Linked DNA regions of Homo sapiens: region 1 is linked to region 2. Evidence: chromatin contacts called from ENCODE Hi-C or POLR2A ChIA-PET data. All regions are on one chromosome and are shown on one strand. The core of a region is the stretch at or near the end of the contact, and the rest is flanking DNA. Distances in the headings are between cores, read along the strand shown. Region 1 overlaps CRADD (CARD and death domain containing adaptor protein). Region 2 has its middle 52 kb from the start of SOCS2.

Region 1 (3,672 bases), core at 751-3,250, 220 kb before region 2:
AATTCTGTTCCAAAAAGAAAAAAAAGACTATTGTAATTTTACACCCTTAATCTATGCAACACAGGAATGAGAAAGAAAAAAAAAAACCCAACACGGTACTTTCTCATGAGTGAGGCACATTATATATAGTAATTCGCATTTTATTATTTTATCATTATGAATAGTAAAGTCCACAGTTCAGTCCTCAGACAACATTCAGGTAAATGTTTTACATATGAGACACCTGCCTGTAATGTGATGACATGAGATATATATATGGATATATATATATATGGATATATATTTTGAACCACTGTGATTTACTAGTCTATTAAAATGCCATTACACATTTAAAAACTGAACAATTACAACAATGCAATCTTCAAGCAATTAAAAACAAAGAATTGTTGAGCCAACATGGGAGATCTGCTGAGTAATCTGGCCTTTCAAGTAATGTCTAGTGGAAACCCTGTTTTCTCCTTCCATCTGAAGATCATCAAAAATAAAAAACAAACCTACACAAAAAACCACCTGCTCTGAGTGAAAGTCAGGATTCAGCCCACATGACTCAGGGACACACTCCCCAGCGGTTGCTGGAGGCACCATCACTCCAACATGTGCAGGAGCAGCGAGGGGTCCACCTCCACAGCCCGCAGCCCGTTGTGCAGGCTCTGGAAGGTGGCCTGCTTCCCGAAGCGCTGCCGCCAACGGATGAAGGCCTCCACCACCTGCGACTGCACGTTGTGGGGGTGGTTGGCCTTACAGCGGTAGATATCCGTCTGGGACAGTCCCAGAGACAGCACCATGGGCTCCCACTCAGGGCCCAGCCTCTGGGCCAGCTGGTTAATCTGCCGGTCTGATGGGGAGCTGTTGAGGATGTGCGAGGGGATCCCAGTCAATCTGTCACCTGAGGAGGAAAAAGACACCCCGGTGAAATGAGCAAGGCAACAAACACATCATTTGGGGGCAGAAATGAGAATCGTGGGGAGAAGAAGGCAATGCTTCCAAATGGCAGAGCCAATTGGCTCTTGTCTTCTTCCTGGGGGCTGCTCTGTACAACGCCATGATTCAGGGCTTCAATGCTGTTAAGTATCTGTGAAAATGTTTTTACAGAAACTTTTTTTTTTTTTTTTTTTGAGACGGTGTTTCACTCTGTCACCCAGGCTGGAGAGCAATGGCATGATGTTGGCTCACTACAAACTCCACCTCCTGGGTTGAAGTGATTCTCCTGTTTCAGCCTCCCAAGTAGCTGGGATTACAGGCAACTGCCACCATGCCCAGCTAATTTTTGTATTTTTAGCAGAGACAGGGTTTCACCATGTTGGCCAGGCTGGTCTTGAACTCCTGACCTCAGGTGATCCACCTGCCTTGGCCTCCCAAAGTGCTAGGATTACAGGCGTGAGCCACAGCACCCTGCCTGTTACAGAAACTTTGAAAGCAACAAAATAAAAATAACTAGAAATCCCACCAGAAAAACTCATTGATAATAACTAGTCTATTTTCTTTGATATATAAAACACACATGAAGGGTTACCTCGTACATGCTGCTTTGTAACAGGCTTTTTTCACTTCTATCCCTTTTACTCAAGGCCAGGCAAGGCATTCTGGGGGAATTCAAGAATGGCTGCACAGACCCCAGCTCCCTCTGGCACTGTCTGTGGCCTTAGTGATGGGGCCTGTTCCAAGGCTGGGAATGCCCCTCCCTGCAGGAAAGGCACGTGCTAGAGGACAAAGGCTAAACCAAACAGCTACCCTCGCCGATGAGGTTGAACTTGAAATATTACCGAGAAAACGTGTAGCTGCTAACAGAAGCCAGAGCCAAGAGGGCTGCTGAGAACAAAATAAACCTAAGAGGCCATAGGGTAGCAGGAAGGGAAGAGAGCGGGGTTTGTTCATAGCAGAGGCCACAAGAGTGGAGTTACCGTTCTGGCAGAGCCCAGAAGAGGAACAGGAAGTATGAGACGGGGCAACGAGGAAATCTGACCTTACACTTCCTGAACTAGATTCTTATTTGCCTGAGGCCAGTCTGCTAAGAAGCATGACATTGAGTGAATGGTTATAAATGTGCCCAGCAAAACCAGTGAGCAGTGCCTTTGGTTATACAGAGGAGCTCCTAACTTCATTAGGGAAGGCCTTCCAGGGGAAGGAGGCTAAAGCTAAGCCCTGAACACTAGGAGGAGGAGCTGGGTGATGAAGGAGGAACAGGGCGTGGCGCATCTCGAGAAGAGAGAATTGCATGTGCAAAGGCCCAGAGGCAGGAGAATCGCAATGGAGGAAGTGAAAGGCACTCACAGCAGCCAAGTGCAGAGATTGAGACGGACTCCAAACATCCAAAGTCATTTGCTAGGTTCAGACATTTGTTTGACAGCACAGTACACTATACTCCCATCCATCAGCATCACAGGGATTCAGGTCAGTCTACTTCATGCTCATCAGTCCACTATTGTGTTTTGATTTATGATTCAATAAGAAGGCAAAGGCACCTTATTACAAGAGCTGATGTTTTCCACAGCCCATGTCTTTGGCCTCTGGGCAGCGGCCAGCACCTTAGAGATGAGTTGCAAAAATATTGTCAAGGGCTCTTTCTGGTGTTTGTCAACACTACAATTTAAAAAACAATGACTATGACGCAATTAGAATACTGATGACACTACTGATCAATAGTTGAGATTAACAGCAATGATTTTACGGCTTGTATAAAAACATAGGCTCATTAAAAAAAAAATAAAGCAACAGAAAACAGCGCAAAGAAGAAAAGAAATCATCCAATATCCCGCTATTGTGTTTACAGTTGGTGACCATCATTCTGGATATCTCTGTATGCACATACACTGGTAGAAGGCTAGATAGAGGGTAATGGGTTCATTTAAAATGATAACATATGACCTTTTCTTTCCAGTAAGAGCTATGTAATTTTGTTTGGATGTAACAGAAGAAAAAGCAGAAGTGAAACAAAATGACATTCTGACCAGCGGTTACAAGTTAACATACTTGAAAACATACACACACACAATTTAATGCACAGAAAAAAGTTACGAAAACTCAAGGGTTAACTGCATGTTTTTATAGAAATACTCTATAATTACTTTACATTTCCTCTCCACTTCCTCACACTTGATTTTTTTTCACTTACATAATTTTTATTTTGCCAGATGCCTAATAGTTATACATTTCTTTAACAATCATCCATGCCCCCTTGCCCCATTGTTTAGTCCTAAGGTGGCATTGTAATGGTTGAATGCTCACCAGTGTTTTGTTGTTGTTGCTGTTGTTACTGTTCTTCATCTGTGGCTTTTCTACTCCTGGGTCTGTTCTTCTGATTTGAGTCATTTGGGTCAATTTCATCACAGGGAGGTTTTTTTTTTTTTTTTTTTTTTTCAAGCAATGCTCATGACTGCCATAGTCTCTTGACTTCTTTCAGGTCAAGGCATCCTGCTTATTGCCTTCACTGGAATAATAACTTAATATTTAGAGAACAATTTTATATTATTTTTATCTTTTTATATTCTTAACAGTATAATATAAAATTATATTCATAATTTTAAATTATATTATTTAAATAATGTTATTTCCCTTAAAAGTTTGTAGACCTTGTTCGTACTTTATGGTAGGGGTTGCTGATGTGGAGAATTCTGATACCAACTTAGTCATCCAGTATTTTGTGTAACTTGCTTTTCCTGTCTGAGGTCTAAA
Region 2 (3,587 bases), core at 30-2,529:
ACCTGCTTGGTAATTGTGTGATTCGTTAGGTATGTCTGGATTTTAAAGCCTGTTGGGAGGTTGCAGTGGGGGTAGAGGGAGGCCAGCAAGATAAGGCTAGTAGGGTGAGCTGTGCTAAGGGGGGAGGACTGAGCACATTCAGCAAAGGTAGCGTTCTATTGCATTTATGGCTGCATTCAGCAGAGACCAGACATTACCTTAAGAAGCCTTCAAGGAGTACATTGTTAAGAGAGAACGGCATCTGTGGGATAAATAGAAAGAGGCTCATTTTACTTTAACTACACCCCAGAAAGATCTAAGCAATGATCTCAGGCTGGAAAGAACCAAACCTTTGGCAGAACCGTCTAAAACCCAGGCGCTGAGGATTTGCCGTGGTGTCCACCTTGGGTCCCAATTGCTTCTGTTGTTGCTTTTATCAGGCCTTTTTCTCATGGTTACTGAGCACCCAGTATTTGCAGGCCTGCTTTAAAATAACAAGATAGAGTATCACCACTACCTCAGTTAGTCTCATTATTGAGGGATTTCAGATACAGGGTTCTGACGCAGAGCAACTGAAGGTAGCAAAGCAAACAACACAATGTGCTAAGAGAGCAGTTTCCCTTTTACAAAATAGTAATGATATGGAATTATTTTCACCAAGTAATTCTCTTTTTTTTTTTTTTTTTTTTTGAGATGGTCTCACCCTGTTGCCCAGGCTGGAGTGCAGTGGCGTGATCTCAGCTCATTGCAACCTCCGCCTCCCAGGTTCAAGCAATTCTCCTGCCTCAGCCTCCCGAGTAGCTAAGATTACAGGCACGTGCCACCACACCCAGCTAATTTTTGTGTTTTTAGTAGAGACTGGGTTTCACCATGTTGGCCAGGCTGGTCTCAAACTCCTGACCTCTGGTGATCCACTCGCCTGGGCCTCCCAAAGTGCTGAGATTACAAATGTGAGCCACCGCGCCCGGCCCTCAATAAATTCGTAAGCTTTGAAGGGCTGAATCCTGAGTTTGACAATTTTGGCTAAACCTGGGACTTGGTTAAAGACTAAGTAACTGTACCTTTATTTCAATTGCATGAACTAGAAAACTACAAAACAAGTGAAGACATGCACTGAGAAAGTGGAGTATACTATGACGGTAAATAGAAACTTTTTTTAGCATTTTAATGACAGAGAGAGATTGTGTGTGTATGACACATCAACAACAAATAAATAAAAGAACTGGTGAGGATAGATGAGTCACTGAGAATGTTTAAAACTATTTGGCTCCCCCAGGAGATGACCAGATAGTCAGTGAATGATTCAGCATGGGAAATAACCAGTAAGAGCAAATGCGAATGCTAAAGGGATATGAAAGAAATCTCAGAGATGGGGAAAACACTGGGGTCTTCACTTGCCACTGAGAGTTTTAAAAAGATTATCTCAGGGGATTAGTAAAAGGCAGGGCTTCAACCTGCTTGTTCTAAAGGTAGCTCATAAGGTATAGTCGAGAAAGAACAGGAAGAAGCATTAGTCACTATATTTAGCTATTAACCCAAGAAGATTGTTTCCACAAAGAAACCTCTTGTTAGGTCTTGTTTTAGGGTTCTATCTTTAGTATGAAATCAGAAACAACTTTGCCCACACAGTGGCATACTGTGTACTTCTACTTATTTTACCCTGCCCCCAACTTAATGGGAGCAACTTAATGGGTTCCAGCAATTTCTGATGCCTGCAGCATTCATGTATCACACTCTGTTCTGCTCTTATAAAACAGTGCCTTCCAGAGTGACTTGGGTGATGAGTATTGTCTTAGTCTGTTTGTGCTGCTATAACAAAACACCTAAGAACTGGTAATTAACACATAATAGATTTTTTTTTTTTTTTAGATGGAGTCTCTCTCTGTTGCCAGGCTGAGTGCAGTGGTGCAATCTCGGCTCACTACAACCTCCGCCTCCCGGATTCAAGTGATTCTCCTGCCTCAGCCTCCCTAGTAGCTGGGACTACAGGTGCCTGCCACCACACCTGGCTAATTTTTTGTATTTTAAGTAGAGACAAGGTTTCACCATGTTGGTCAGGATGATCTCAATCTCTTGACCTCGTGATCCACCCGCCTTGGCCTCCCAGAGTGCTGGGATTACAGGCGTGAGCCACTGCGCTTGGCCAGAAATGTATTTTTCATAGTTCTGGAAGCTGGGAAGTCCAAAGTCAAAGCGCTGGCAGGTTTCGTGTCTGGTGAGGGCCTAGTCTTTGCTTTCAAGATGGCACCTTGACCTCTGTGTCCTCATGTGGTGGAAGGGATGGAAGGATAACAAGGGACAAACACTAGTTTCCTCCAGACCTTTTACAAGGCGGCTAATCCCATTCATGAGGCTTTCACTCTCATGACTTAATTACCTCCTAAAGACCCCACCTATTAATATTCGTGATTAAGACCAGGCGCAGTGGCTCAGGCTGGGTGGGGTGGCTCACACCTGTAATCCCAGCACTTTGGGAGGCTGACGTGGGTGATCACCTGAGGTCAGGAGTTCAAGACCAGCCGGGCCAACAAGACAAAACCCTGTCTTTACTAAAAATACAAAAATTAGCTGGACATGGTGGTGTGTGCCTGTAATCCCAGCTATTTGGGAGGCTGAGGCAGGAGAATCGCTTGAGCTCGGGAGGCGGAGGTTGCAGTGAGCTGAGATCGCGATTGCACTCCTGCGTGGGCAGCAGAGCGAGACCCTGTCTCAAAAAAAAAAAAATTCATGATTAAATGTCAACTTGTGAATTTTAGAGGATGCATTTAGACCACAGCTAGTACCTAGAGGGTAGTGCCCATGTCTCTATACAGCATTTTAAATGGCATCTTACATGTTCACCCAGAGACACCATAAATATTGGTTGGTGCTTGTGTAAGTCCGTTTTCACACTGCTATAAAGAACTTCCCGGTGCAGCACACCAGCATGGCACATGTATACATATGTAACTAACCTGCACATTGTGCACATGTACCCTAAAACGTAAAGTATAATAATAATAAATTAAAAAATAATGATAATAAATAAATAAATAAAAAGAACTTCCCTGAGACTGGGTAATTTATAAAGGAAAGAGGTTTAATTGATTCACAGTTCCACATGGCTAGGGAGGCCTCAGGAAACTTATAATCATGGCTGCAGGTGAAGGGGAAGCAAGGCACGTCTTACATGGCAGCAGGAGAAAGGAGTGAGTGAGAGGAGGAAAACTTCTTGGCACTTAAACCATCAGATCTCGTGAGAACTCCCTCACTATCACGAGACCAGCCTGGGAGAAGCTGCCCCCATGATCCAATTGCTTCCCACCAGGCCCTTCCCTGACATTTGGGGGTTACAATTCGAGATGAGACTTGGGTGGGGACAAAGAGCCAAATGCTATCAGTGCTGCAGGTTATCCAGGCAAGAGTAAATATCCTTGTTGAATTTCAAACTCTAAACAGCAAAGTTATCATGCTACTTTGAACCTAAAATGGATTCCTTTTTTAAGAACTGAAAGTGATTTTTTTATTTTAAAAAATCCACCTAAACTAGTCATGGCTCAAACCTTCCATAAGTTTATAGGGCTGAATCCTGAACTTGACATACAGATTCCATTATCCAGTTGCCCTCA

What was found. A loop is a pair of places that touch in the nucleus more often than their neighbours do. ChIA-PET counts read pairs that join two places held with the same protein, here RNA polymerase II (POLR2A). Pooled maps may share reads with other maps.
Region 1: a map with no recorded cell type shows a loop between it and region 2 (7-fold over the local background). The contact joins two enhancer-like sites. A Hi-C loop is called at or near these places in 2 of 37 single-sample maps with no recorded cell type and 2 of 50 pooled maps. POLR2A ChIA-PET finds 5 or more read pairs at or near these places in 1 of 52 experiments (activated T-cell).

The regions. Positions count from the first base shown.
Region 1 is chr12:93,847,184-93,850,855 of GRCh38, reverse strand. It overlaps CRADD (CARD and death domain containing adaptor protein), which reads right to left. Exons shown (of 3, transcript NM_003805.5): 3 at 100-886. The coding sequence ends at 585. Among named protein-coding and RNA genes, the nearest start is that of CRADD-AS1, 110 kb to the right of the region's middle. RefSeq lists an enhancer at 1,797-1,896 and a silencer at 2,813-2,862. Within about 2 kb of position 2,000, at least 11 of the 41 ENCODE cell types and tissues checked have a DNase peak (open chromatin) inside an H3K27ac peak, as active enhancers do.
Region 2 is chr12:93,622,828-93,626,414 of GRCh38, reverse strand. It overlaps a transcript of SOCS2 not described here. Among named protein-coding and RNA genes, the nearest start is that of SOCS2, 52 kb to the right of the region's middle. RefSeq lists an enhancer at 662-1,861. Within about 2 kb of position 1,279, at least 7 of the 41 ENCODE cell types and tissues checked have a DNase peak (open chromatin) inside an H3K27ac peak, as active enhancers do.